2 separate regions of the Homo sapiens genome follow, and region 2 is linked to region 1. Evidence: chromatin contacts called from ENCODE Hi-C or POLR2A ChIA-PET data. All regions are on one chromosome and are shown on one strand. The core of a region is the stretch at or near the end of the contact, and the rest is flanking DNA. Distances in the headings are between cores, read along the strand shown. Region 1 overlaps NAV2 (neuron navigator 2). Region 2 holds the start of NAV2-AS2 (NAV2 antisense RNA 2).

The links. A loop is a pair of places that touch in the nucleus more often than their neighbours do. ChIA-PET counts read pairs that join two places held with the same protein, here RNA polymerase II (POLR2A). Pooled maps may share reads with other maps.
Region 2: a loop to region 1 is called in a map of Right ventricle myocardium inferior, with 5 times the contacts of the local background. The contact joins the promoter of NAV2-AS2 here to the enhancer-like site in region 1. A Hi-C loop is called at or near these places in 25 of 168 maps with a recorded cell type or tissue (Caco-2, HepG2, K562 and 18 more), 2 of 37 single-sample maps with no recorded cell type and 18 of 50 pooled maps. POLR2A ChIA-PET finds 5 or more read pairs at or near these places in 6 of 52 experiments (A549, AG04450, HepG2 and 3 more).

The regions. Positions count from the first base shown.
Region 1 is chr11:19,949,903-19,956,668 of GRCh38, forward strand. The region is part of intron 10 of NAV2 (neuron navigator 2); the gene reads left to right. Among named protein-coding and RNA genes, the nearest start is that of NAV2-AS3, 28 kb to the right of the region's middle. Within about 2 kb of position 3,618, at least 5 of the 41 ENCODE cell types and tissues checked have a DNase peak (open chromatin) inside an H3K27ac peak, as active enhancers do; they include endothelial cell of umbilical vein and mammary epithelial cell, where a contact is called at or near this core.
Region 2 is chr11:20,045,298-20,052,428 of GRCh38, forward strand. NAV2-AS2 (NAV2 antisense RNA 2) reads right to left here and starts at 4,006. Exons shown (of 2, transcript NR_046672.1): 1 at 3,677-4,006. It overlaps NAV2 (neuron navigator 2), which reads left to right. Exons shown (of 38, transcript NM_145117.5): 14 at 1-373; 15 at 3,431-3,898; 16 at 4,539-4,604; 17 at 5,992-6,036. RefSeq lists enhancers at 3,144-3,657, 3,176-4,375.

The sequences.
Region 1 (6,766 bases), core at 2,368-4,867:
CTGTTTCTCTGTGTGCTCATATATGAAGTGAAGGGGAGTGATGAGATGATGTCTAAGGAACCTTTCAGGTGGAGCCTGCCATGACTGTATAGCACGAGGCCTGGCTGGTAACTTGTTCATGCTCCCCTCTCAGATCACCCTGCAGACTTAAGGTGCAGTGAGTTATTTCACTTGCCTGGGACTTCTTCCTTCATCTGTTAACATGACTTGCCCAGAAGTTCTCCAAGATCTTTTCCACCTTGAATGTTCTAGCTGTTAAAGTTACAGATAAGAAAAAGCAGAAATACTAATTGTGCCACTCATTTCCATGAAAATAATGATCAAGAACCCAATGGGTGAGCCAGTATTTTTATAATTTAAATAATAGCTAACTCTCCTATATGCCAAACACAGTGCTAGGTGCTTTACTTTTATACTCTCTTGTTCTATCTCCATAGCAATCCTTTGAGGTAGATGATATCATAGTCCCCATTTTAGAGATGAGGAAGGTGAAGTCCAGGAAGGTTAAATAACTTGCCCAAGGGCTTGCAGCTATTAGGGACAGAGCGTAATAGTGTACCATCTTGCCAACGTTTTATTGCTGTATTGAAATACTACAACTACTAGAGTTTATTTCAAAATGAATTTGATTTTTCTCTGTTCTACCTCTGTGACTAGAAGTGTTCTTTTATTTCATTAAAAGCTGAGGCATAGAGGTGCTTTGGTTTTCAGCCTGTTACTTTTAGAACTATCTTGGGTAGTGAAATCTTTGAAAACAGAATCCACCAAACCTTTTGCAGGGGCAAAAGGAAAATTTCCCCTTTACCCTCTGAAGGTTCACTGGAAAATCAGCTCACAAAAGGCAGATTCATTGGAGAAAGGACATACAAATTTACTTAATGTATATACACAGAAGCCTTCAGAATGAATACCCAAAGATATAGGGGAGATTGTCCAATTTTATGCTTAGGTTCTACAAAGTACGGGCAGCTGTGTAGAAATATGATTGGGCAAAAAAGGTATGATCTAATGCTAGCAGATGGAGTGGGGAAACCAAGCAAGGTTCTTCTTGGCCCTTCTGAGAAGCATTCCTGCCTTCTGCGTATGGGGCAGAGCCCTCTCTGTAATGGAGGTTTCTACAATCAAACAAGGTGGGTCAGATAATTTCCTTATGCCCAGGCTTCACACAGAAAGGAAGAGGGAAAATTAGAATAATGTTTGGAGGTTTTATGACTGGCTTTGGGGAAAAAGGGTTCTGATTTCTATGGCCTACCTAGGGGCAGAGGGATTCTAGTTTCTATGGCTGGCCTCAGGGGAAATAGGATTGAGAGACCAGAGGGCAGAAAAAGGTCAGAGAGAAACTTTCACTTCTGAGGCCTTTATTTTGTAGTGTTTTCTGAGCTGCCCAACACCTTACAGTACAACAAATTTCTGCTGCCTGGAATGGCTGGCGCAATTAATGGAGTGAGAAATTAAATGACCTGGTCAACTTAGAGCATCCTTTTTTTTCTAGTTTTCCATAAACATGAAAAACAATAGCATACACCTATTACAACTGAATTTCACATAATGTAATCTTTGTATTATTGTTTAGAAGACTTTTGGTATCTAGCATGGACTCAGATTTATTATTATCAATTCCCATTTTCATATACTACCGAACAAATTGTGGCTTGTTTTGAGGTTTTTGTATCCTGTAATAGTTGATTTTATTGTCGAACCAGTCTTTCAATTCTAAAAAGATGGCCAGTGAATTCATTTTGATGTAGTGTTGATTATGTCCACAAGGTGGAGACATTGAAACACTCTAACCTGAATCTTAGTGATAGCCGACTGAGAAACTCCTGGTTTCTTTAACCATCCAAACCAGAGCCTTTACCTTTGCTTAAAAGCACCGATGTTTACATTTCAGTTCCAGCTTTGCCAAGTTTACGTTTTAGCATGTGTGATAGCACTTAGAGCAAGTGTAGATAAAAAGTTCAGAAACGTAAGCAAAGCACCCAATTACTGAAACTGGAGAACTTTGGTCTGGTTTCTCTTCCTGTTCCTTTTAATGTAGAAATGTACCCTCAGCATGAGGAGAGGTAGCCCAGATGGAACCTAATGCTCCTTCTAGTTGTAGCATTCTAGAACACTTGTTAAGCATGTATCCACTCTGTGGAAATGCATGTGAATTTCTGCTTTGAGGCCAAGTTACCAGTTTGTGTTTACACGCAGAGTTCAGAGCAAGACACTTAATGTCTTTTCTACTCATCATATTCTTCCTATAAACTGGCAAGGTTGTAAATATTGAAAGGCTGGTTATTCTGTGCTTCAGAATGTGCTGAATAAGGCATTGTTGAGGCAATTGATGTAGTGAAAGGGAAATAGACTGGGATATCATATTGGGCAGACCAGGGCTTAAACCCTCCCCAACCTCTTGCCAGCTCTGTGACGTTAGGCATGTCATTTGACTTCCCTGAGCTTTGAAGTGCTACAATTAATATGGTTTTTAAACCTTCAGCTGGATTTCTGTTTGCAGTTGTATCTGATAAAGACCAAAATCCCAGTCGGGGTCTAGATGCCTTATCTCCCTCAAACATCCAGGCGCTTGGAAACAATGAAATGATTAAAGCTTTTGTCCAGATGTTTATTTGGCTTAGTAGAAATGTAGCCTTGATGTATGAGTAATATATCAATCTGTACAGAGGCTCTTTGAGGAAAGTTCTTGTAAAAGTTTATAGTAAGTTTATTTAGAAAATCTGATATGGAAGTAAATTCTGGTTTCTAAAAACCTAAGACCTCTGTTTTTAAAGTGATGCTGTACTTCGGCTTGGCATAACAGCTATTTTTTGATGCCTCTAGTTCATTTTCTGTACTGGTGTGTGCATGTGCACCTGTGTGTATCCTTCAATTCTCCCTATGGTAGGGCTGAAATTACTTTATTACCATATTACCATGTAGTTTAGCTAAGAATTAAGGGCAAATGCCTCTTACACTTTGTGTGTGTGTGTGTTCTTATATTGTGCCTGGTATATACCAGGCATGTCTAAGTACTTTACAGGTTGTTATCTGATCTCACTCATCCCTTTTATTGGATTGATAAATTGGGCATTGGCTGTAGTGGGGAGGAAATTAAAATAACAGATGAAATTTCTCTTACTAGGTTTTGATCTGTGAAGTCAATCTTCTACTCATATTCTAAAAATTCAAAGTGCCATATGGTACAGAATAAAATTAAAGGGGCAGACTCCACGTCCATATGTTTGAAATGATTTTTTTTTTCTTTTCAAAGGAGGCACTGAGTTGTGTAATGTTCCAAAGTATAAGTAGATATCCCTTTATGGACAAAAAAATGACCCTTTAAATATAACATCAGAAGTTTCTCCCTCTCAGAACCTTTGATGGCTTCCCATTGCCTGTGGGAACAGATCTGAATGCCTTAACTGACTGTGGAGGCTCTTCATGGCCTTTGCCTCATCTGCCTTCGCTGACTTGCCCCCGGCCACATTTCCCTTCACACACTCCAGACTTCCCACTGCTCTAGGCTACCTGCCACCACCAAAAGCTGGTTCCTGCATTTGCAAAGCCCTGCCTCTGGTTCCTGCATTTGCAAAGCCCTCCCTCCTGGGACATGCTGCTTTCTTCCTGGAATTCCTTTCCCCTCATGCCCATCTGACTAATCCTGAAGAAAATGTCTCCCCTGTGATGTCCTCTGGGATTCCCCCAGTCACAGTTAGCTCAGTCTCACGTGTTTCTGGTAGTCTTGGTTCACACCTACCCTTATATATAAGCGTTTCACTTTGCATGGGAAGTGTCTGAAAGCCACTGGATGGTACTGAGGAAAGAGTATGTTCTTAAAAGGCAGACAGACTTGAGATTTAATCCTGGCTCTGCCAAGTGAACTGGAACAAGTTCTTAACCTTTGAATATTAGAGATAGAGCTTGAAAAGAACAGGCAAGAATCTGAGATGCACAAGAAATGTGCACGCGCGCGCGTGTGTGTGTGTGTGTGTGTGTGTCTTTCTCCACTAAACTTGGAGTTCCTAGCAGGCAGACAGCACTCATTATTTTTCTAAACCCAGAGACTGGGACTTAGCAGGTATTTAATATTTTGAGAATGGTCTATTCTTGATGCCTACTCTGGCAGGACCTTATGCTTATATAACTCGCTACCACACGCTATGAAGCTCAATGGTTCTATTTACAGAACACTTGGAGAAAGCCAGCTTAGCCTGTGGTGTCCATCTAGTGGTTGATAGAGGCTGTGGTCTCAATTCCTTTTCACTGTGAGTCATTGTGTTGGTTTAAAGCTCCTGGCTGGTGATATTTAGGGCTAAGGATGTTGGCTTTTGAGAATGAGGCTGATCAATAGCCTAGTGTAGAGAGAAAACAGGATGTAAGCATTTGGTCTTCCACAGTGGCTTTTTAGGGGCTGCTGTCTTCCCTCCTTGGTGGCAGGAATTACTCCATCAACAAATATGGGCACAGATGCCTGCGGGGAGACTCCGTTCTTCAGAAATTGAGGAACTCATTCATGCTGAATTAATTAAAGTCATCCCTCAGTATCCATGAGGGATTGGTTTCAGGACCCCCAGAAAATACCAAAATCTGTGGATGCTCAAGTTTTTCATGTAAAATTGCATAGTATTTGCATATAACCTATGTAGATCCTCCTATATACTTTAAATCATCTCTAGATTACCTATAATATCTAATACAATGTAAATGCTATATGGATAGTTGTTATACTTTATTTTTGTTTGTATTATTTGTTCATAAGAGGGTGCTTCGTGCTCTCATGCATCATTTGCATGTATAATACCTTGTATCTTTTCCTTTATTGCCTGTCAGGTCATCTCCTCTCTGATTCCATCCAAGCAGAGGTAGTGACCTTTCTGTATGCTTCCTTGTTACTTGCTGTATCTGTATTAGCACTGGTAGCACTACATCAGAATTGGTTTATTAGTGTTTGTATGTATGTATGTGAGTATATGTGTGTGTGTATATGCATGTGTGTGTGTGTATGTATGTGTATATATATGTGTATATATGTGTGTGTGTGTATATACATATATATATACATATATACATATATATATACATATACACACATATATATATATATGGGATAGGAAAGACAAAACCCAAACCTGTTGTAAGTTCTAAAGGTTAGGGTCAAATCTGTCTTGAATGCTCCTGTATCTTCATTGGCTGGCACTGTGCCTGCCTGTTGCATAGTAAGCAGTCAATAAATATTTGTTGGCTGGGCATGGTGACTCACATCTGCAATCCCAGCACTTTGGGAGGCTGAGATGGGGGGATCATTTGAGCCTAGGAGTTCAAGACCAGCCTATGCAATATAGTGAGACCTGTTGCAACAAATAATTTAAAAGCTGTTCATGGTGGCATGTTCCTGTGGTCCCAGCTGAGGTGGAAGTATCACTTGAGTCCAGGAGGTTGAGGCTGCAGCGAGCTGTGATTACACCATTGCACTCCAACCTGGGTGACAGAGCAAGACCTTGTCTGAGAAAAAAAAAATGTCAAATGAATGCTACAACTAACTTTAAAAATGGCAAGGCCAACCATATTCCGCTAAATGAATTTGTGCCTATGATTGTAGCACCATTGAGTTTGAGGACGTAGCCACATGTCTTTCTTCTTCTGGGCCCTGTCAGTTTAGACTGCCTCTAACCCTGTGAGCTTGACATTGTCAATACAAGAAAAAGAGAGAACTAGGGGCATTTGCCATGTGGACTGATGGAAGATAGACATGCCCCTGTTCATCTCTTCCTTCTTTCACTGAACATTATGGGACAAATGTGTGAGGTATTTCTCACCAAGTCAGCATAGAACATAGCAGACAGTACCCTGAATCAAAGGGGGTAGATTAATAGCATGAAAGGCTCTTTCTTATCTGGTGAATATGTCCAGACCAGACCTGGAGTGACCTTGATAGGCTGTTGTTTCTGGCAGACTGATAGGAGAGAAAGCCAGAGTGCTCCTTACAGCCTAACGCACCCTGGAGCCAAGATAAATGAATTTAGGAGAGGCTGTCCTGAAAGGCACTGATTTATGGCAGGTTCCAGCAGGGTGTGGCAGGCATCTCGAGATTTGGAAAGGATAGATTCTCGTTTCTCTAGGCCGATCCCACTGAAACGATCTTGGCTTTTGGCGCTCTTGGAACGCTTGGGAAGTTCAGGTTGCCAGCCAGCCAGTGGGCTGGTCTCAGTGGGATTAGGAAGACTGAGCTGTCAAGGAAAGGTAAAGACTCAGCTATGTGGACAGACCCATCTGTAGGGCTTGGAGCCAATGAATGGAAAGTCTCTCTTCCCAACACTCAGACACTAAATATGTGGGTTGCTTTCCCCACACAACCAATTCTCCTACACCAGCTGAACATCCTATAATTCAATTCAATTCGGACACAATCTACCTAGAGTTAGCCTAGACGCCACAGGTTAAGGGCTCAGTTCCACAAGATTACCACACCCCCGACACACATACACACACACACACACACACACACACACACGCTCTCTCTCTCTCTCTCTATCTCTCCAGATGCCAATCACAAGTCATAGGTCCCAAGGTTACCCACACTTCTGTCCAACTTGGCTGCAAATCAGGAGTTCCCATGACCTCCCTTACATTCAGAAATTTGCTAGAATGGCTCAGAGAACTCAGGGGAACACTTATTTACTGTGGCTGGTGTGTTATAAAGCATATGGTAAAGGATACAGTTGAACAGCCAGATGAAGAGGTGCATAGTGCACGGTGTGGGGGCGGTGCAGAGCTTCCATGCCCT
Region 2 (7,131 bases), core at 2,756-5,255, 96 kb after region 1:
ACGGGTATCTAGCCCTAAGCTCCCGGACAAACCTTCAGTACCGGAGTTTGCCGAGGCCCAGTAAGTCCAACAGCCGGAACGGGGCTGGGAACAGGTCTAGCACCAGCAGCATAGATTCCAACATTAGCAGCAAGTCCGCAGGCCTGCCAGTGCCCAAACTGAGGGAGCCTTCCAAAACAGCCCTAGGCAGCTCTCTACCAGGTCTGGTCAACCAAACAGACAAGGAGAAAGGCATCTCATCAGACAACGAGAGTGTGGCTTCCTGTAACTCGGTGAAAGTGAATCCGGCAGCCCAGCCTGTGTCCAGTCCGGCTCAGACCAGTCTCCAGCCTGGAGCCAAGTACCCAGATGTGGCCTCTCCCACACTCCGCAGGTAAGTGAGTACATAAATGGTGCAGAGCAGAACCAGAATACAGGGAATGGATTTAGTAATTTCCTGTTTCTTAGTTGAAGCACCCTCTGTTTTTCTCCACTTTAGTCCTCCAGTAAAGCTGTTTTGTCAGATCAGGCCGGCAGTTTTGCAGTTGACTATTTTCCCATGTTGGGATGAAAAACTTAGGCCTCTGGAATCAATCATCTTAGAATCAAATCTTAGGTCCATTTTAATTAGCTGCCATATAACCTTTTTTAACAATTCTGCCTTAGTTTCCTCACCTGTAAAATGGGGATGAAGATACTTTTTTGTCAGGGTTTTTGTAAAGATACATCTTTGTAGCTGTGTCTGGTCGTAGTATGCACTCAATAGAAGTTAGCTACTGCTGGGCACCGTGGCTCACGCCTGTAATCCCAGCACTTTGGGAGGCCAAGGCGGGCAGATCACGAGGTCAGGAGTTCGAGACCAGCCTGGCCAATATGGTGAAACCCCGTCTCTACTAAAAATACAAAAAAATTAGCCTGGCATGGTGGTATGCACCTGTAGTCCCAGCTACTCAGGAAGCTGAGGCAGAAGAATCACTTGAACCCAGGAGGCGGAGGTTGCAGTGAGCCAAGATCACACCACTGCACTCCAGCCTGGGCAACAGAGCGAGACTCCATCTCAAAAAAAAAAAAAAAAGAAGTTAGCTACCATCCAATCCAGAATGAGGTCTTGATACACCCTTGGACCTAGGTGGGTAGCTCAGGGGAGCAGATACATTTTTTTCTTGTGTTAATAATTCTTCAGCTGAGCTTCCTCATTATGGCAGGCAGTGATCTTGACCAGCTCCTTCCTTTACTCAAAAAGCCCAGTGTCCCCACATATACTTTTACGCTACTCCGGAATTCCAAGTCAGTCTGAAATTTTAACTTCCCCCTCCCCATCACACACACACACACACACACACACACAAACCTCTTAAAGAAGAAATATTTCTGAAAAAGAGAAGTTGATTTCCTGTTACCTTAAATAGACATCATTTCCCCACATTTTCACACTGGGTGGAAGCTCTAGATATAAACAAATTATTCACTTGTTTAAAGTTTCTTTTAAATTTATTCAGCTTTTGCCTGTTCGTATTATCTTATTATAATATCCACTGGACCATTCTCAAACTGCAACTGCTAGGTTACAGTTCATCCTACTTTCCCAGGAAATTTCTTATCATAAGAAAGAATAAGTCCCAAGAAAAGAAAATCAAGCAGTGAGAAAATAAAAATTATATGCACATGTACATATCTGGGGATGAACAGGAATGTTTGAAAAGACTTCAGAAGAAGCATTCCACATGAAAGGTATAATGAAGCAGTTCACTGTTCTTTGTCCAGACTTGATTATTAGAATTTCAGTAACGATTTTTTTTTCCAGGGGTAAGTCTGTTGTGCTGCTCTTTGTTGTTTTAACAGATTGCCTTGTAAATGAAAATGTTCTCTGTTTCTTGCCTCAAGTATTATATGTAATATTCACTCTTTGGTATTATAGATTTCCTTTACTAACTACAAAGGCATTTTACTAGACCCTTAGGCTAGTGTAATGGAATGCTTGAAAATGCATGCAGCTCCTACGGCTCTACATTGAACACCTTTTAGCCAATTCCTGGTAAATTACATTTCTTCCTAAATCGTTAAGGTATTCTTAGTTCTCTTGATGTGTATTAGTATGGTGAAGAAAAATCTTTGGTGAATTTGATAGATAACTCTCTTCAAATGATTTCAAGGACTAACAGACCAAAGATTAGACTTTTGTATGTAGTCATGCATAGCAGAATGAGGAGCAATATGCAAAAGTCAGAAAAAAAAGTGGATGAGATTTGGGTTTCCTAATAATTGGAAGTGCTTGGCAATGGAACAAGTTACCCTTTGAAGTAACGAGGTCCCTGTCATCACTGGAAGTATGTAAGCATTCTAAAGCCAAGATTCTACATTAGGATATTTCATTCCCTGTTGTCACCAGGCACAAAGTGTTTCCTTTCTGCCACCACCCACTGTAGTAAGGATTGATTGATTGATTGTCTTTACAATACTTGAGATTTATAGGACTGTCTAGAGAGGGCAGAGATCAAACTGTCACGACTTTGAGCACCCAAGGCCACCTGCATGTCAGAAATACATAGTAGTTTTGTCACTTGTGAGATACTTACTCAACACAGGTTTCAGTGAGTGTAATAGAGCCTTTGCATTACTAGAATGTGGACAATTCTCTGACTTAAAGATAATTTCAACATTCTACCAGAGAGTTCTCTGCCAGTGGAAGAGGGGGCATTTATGTCATTCCTTGTAGTCTGATGGCACATTTTTGGCCACGAGCAGGGGAGATGACATAGAATAGCATTTCTGTGTGTCTGTCACAGAGACACAGTTCCCACCCAGTGTGTCTGGTCTAATGTCTTGTGAACCAAGCAAGATTTCCATGTATGTCACTGGATAAGTAAGCTCTCTGGCTTCAAAAGATACATCTTTCCAGTTGCGTTTTCTATTGTGGATAAATCTCTGAAGACATTTTTCCTAGGCCCCCTCCAGATCTAAATTCATGCTCTTGATTCTATGTATTGTGCTCAGAGGTCAAGAAACCAAATCCCTTAGAGTTGAGCTGTCATAAACTGTGTGCCTGCTTTATGCCTGGGGCCGCAGAGACAGAGATGATGAAGACAACCATCTTCCTGGGCCAGGGCAGTTTTCTAGTTAGTCTATCTATTGAAAGAAAGGGAAGCAAGATCTTGGCCCAGTGTCATGTGAATAGGCCTGTAGAAAATTATTACTCATGGCTCTTTGGCTCAGATGGAGTCAGAGTCTCAGCTGCAGCTTAGAATTTGAAGACGGCAGCCTGTGATGCACTAGTGTCTAGGCCCACTTTATGGCTGACCTTTCCCTGAAGTACCGTTAGCCATTTCAGTAGGAATGGCTGTGCTTCCTTCCCCAGGAATTCTCACCAACTCCTCTGCCCTACCCTTCTTTAACAGTCCGGTGCCCCTTGGCACTGGGTGTTCAACCTACACAACCCTTTGTCTCTTCACAGACTCTTTGGTGGGAAGCCTACCAAGCAAGTGCCCATCGCCACAGCTGAAAACATGAAAAATTCGGTGGTCATCTCCAATCCTCATGCCACCATGACTCAGCAAGGTAACCTAGACTCCCCGTCAGGCAGTGGCGTCCTGAGCAGTGGGAGCAGCAGTCCTCTCTACAGCAAGAATGTGGACCTCAACCAGTCTCCGCTAGCCTCCAGCCCCAGCTCAGCCCACTCGGCCCCTTCCAACAGCCTCACCTGGGGCACCAACGCCAGCAGCTCCTCCGCAGTTAGCAAGGATGGCCTGGGCTTTCAGTCTGTCAGCAGCCTCCACACCAGCTGTGAGTCCATCGACATCTCCCTCAGCAGTGGAGGGGTCCCCAGCCACAATTCTTCCACTGGCCTCATCGCCTCCTCCAAGGACGACTCCTTGACTCCCTTTGTCAGAACTAACAGTGTGAAGACCACACTGTCAGAAAGGTTGGTGCTGTGCCTCTGGCTGCCTTTCTCAGAAAGACACCCTTCCAAAAATAAAAAGATTAGCTTAGGAATCCCAAATGTCGAATAGCCTTTGCCTGTAAGATTTCTCTCTTTCTAATTACTGCTGTCTTTCATGGGGAAGCCACTTCAGGATGGAATCAAGCTTGGCTCTGCTCCCTGTTATCTTTTCCTCTGTGGTTATTTTTGGTGCTTGGAGCTGCTCAGTCTCTCGGGGGCAGATTTATGCTACCATTTGAAATGGCATTCAGCTTTTGAAATCCTTCAGTTTTATCCTGTTTGTTCATCAACAGCTTCTTTTCCCTCCCCTTGTAATTGTGCAAGCAGAGCAGGTGACTGGGTGCAGACATGGAGTGTTTAGTAGGATGCTCTTTAGACAGCTGGGTAGGTTTGTTGTCATTGTGGCAAACACCCTCCTCCTGGACTGATAGGAAATCAAGAAATTAAAAGTGTTCTCAGAGCCCTGGATTTCTCTGCAGCAGGGATAAATGTGTCCAGTTTCTGCATATAGGGAAGAAAGCGAGGATCAGCATGGGGAATGAAAAAAATGTATATAACAACACCTCTCCTTTCTTCCAAGCTAACGTTCCTTCTCTTGTTTTCTACCTGCCTGGACTTCTAGCCCTCTCTCTTCCCCTGCTGCTAGCCCTAAGTTCTGCAGAAGTACTCTGCCCAGGAAACAGGACAGGTAATGACATTGCAGGCCGGGGACCAACCGAGCCTCTAGGTTCTTCTGCCCATTCGTTGTCAAGCCAGATGTCTTGTGCGAGGCTGTTGGCCTAAGCCACCTGCTTGTGTTTGTGGCTCTAGTGTACTCTGTGACACATGGACATGCCAGTGAGAGTCTGTTCCTCTGTCTGCTAAAGCCCAGGGAGAGGTGGAGTTGGGCTGGCCTCTTCATTCCCATTTTGGGAAGGCGACCTTAAACCCTGCCACTTGATCTGGGGCAGCGGAAGCTCTCGCTTGCATCTCTTGTGGCCTCCTGTGGCATGTTCCTGCTTTTCAGCTTCCTTCCCATTCCTTTTGCCACCCCCAACCCCAAGCCCAGAAATGACCTGCCACCCACTGTGTAGCTTGGCCCTCACCTTTGTCTACCCCTCCCCATGCAGCTGCCTCTTCTCCCTTTCAAAATCCTTTGCTGAAGTTTGGCTCATTATGTCTTGCAGACTGTTGTGTTCTGTGTGCCCATTTCCTGCGATGATAATGAAAAAGAATGTGTAGAGTATTAAGACTTTACAAATGTACACGCTTGTGTTTGCCCCCAGCTGTAGGTGGGCCTCAGAGATGGATACTGTCCTTAATTTTGTGGGGGAGTGATGACCTGGCCAAACATAACAAACAGATGTTGTCTCCTGCCAGAAAAAAAAAAAAAAAAAAACCTTCACCCCATCAACAGTGAAAACTTTGTTTTTGTCAGCTCACAAACCAAGCCTTTAAACCGTTGGTCTTTAGAAATCCAAGTGCTTTGACTTCATCAGCCAGCAAGTTGTAACATGCCCCACCCAGGACTCAGCTCCTAGCTATGCCTGGGCCGCAGAAATTGAGAGGGACCTGGAATTCACTTCGTTACAGATGAATTCCAAATATGCAGACTGCTGGCCTCTTGAAACCTCCAACAAGTCTGTTCTCCCATTTGAAGTCATTGCCAGTGGCATTTAGGGGGTGGGCCAGAGTTAGGGGTGCAGGGAAGTGGGCATCCCTCTCTCTGAGAAGCCGTGTTGGTGCAGAGAGTGCCCCTGGGCAGTAGAAGGCACAGGACCTCTGCTTTGAGGTGGAGCAACCCCTGAATTTTGCTTTGAATCTGTGGAAAACGAGGAACAATTGGGGTTAAGGGACTCAGGCCTCCTGGTGACCTGGGGTAAAGTATGCGCTGGTGTCAGCTCAGGCTGAGGATTGGGTTTCTTTTGTTTTCCACGGATGTGGATGTGTTGCATTGCACGCCTAGCTGGATAAGGCACTTCCTGGTGATGTGCACCTCTTTCTCCAGGGCCCTTCAGTCCCCTCCCTAGCTTTCCCTCTCTCTGCCTTCTGTGTGCTGCTCTGAAGTTCTTATTTTTGTTTTAACTTTCCTACAGTGACCCGCACCTTGATAGGAACACTTTGCCTAAGAAAGGACTCAGGTATCTGTGTTTCCTCCTTGCATCTGTGCCATCTGTTGTGGCTTTGGAGCTTGGCTGTGTGACTCCTTCATGGCTGGTGGGGGTTTGGGCTGGGCTGGGGTCCCCGCTTTGACCACCACAGCAGGACCTTTTGGATGACGGCTCCCCTTGCACCCTCTCGTTCTCACTCTCCATTTGTCAGCTTATTTGCTTGAGCAGGGGCTGTGCTTTTTCAGGCTTAATGTGGTAAAACCATCTCATGAAAAACATCCCTGGGCAAGCCCAAGGAGCAGTCATTACTGCTTCTGGGGCCAATGGGTTTAATTTCTGAGCACTTCACCATGACCATTCTGTTAACATGGCTGTCTTCCAAGAGAAAGGACATGACTTATAGCATACTGATTTGTAAGCTAGGACAAGAGCACAGGAGGCAAGGAATATTTTCCCCCAATTTGAAAATATTTAACTTTTCTGCCCATAAAAAATTGCTAGACAGATACTTTGCCCTTGTCTAAATATTCTAATGGAAAATTGGTCCACTTTCATTGCCCAACAAGACATGGGTGTGATCATTTTTTGGTGGATAATAAAGAAAAGACTCCCAGGAAGGACTGTCCTTCCATTCCTGGTAAGTGGTGGCTCAGGTTCGTTTTTGGTGCTAGTCCTGGCAAAACAAGATGCTATAAGTCACCATTGCTCACACCATCTATATCACTTTGCCAATCAGAGAAAATTCAGTTTGCTAATGCCTCCCCTGTGATCTTGCTGTCTTATGGTTGCAGCCGTCATTTCTTCTGCTTTCTAAACACCACATGCCCTGTAGCATCAGCTTCACCCTGCACTAAGCATTAAGTGCTTTCGCATAAAATGGGACTTGGAATGAAATGTTTCATTGCTGTCATGTATGTCTATAGTTAATAACCTGCAGCTCTTAAGACTGAGAGCATTTTGAACAGTAATGTGAGGTAGGTATCAATGCTTCCTTTCAATGGGATCCTCTGAGTAAAGCCAGTTCTAAGAATCTAAGAAGGAAAGTATTAAAATCTCCCAACAGTCATCCTGCAGGAAGTTGTTGAGCAGTGTGGCCTTAGAGGGGGCCTTGGCAAGGCCTTTTGT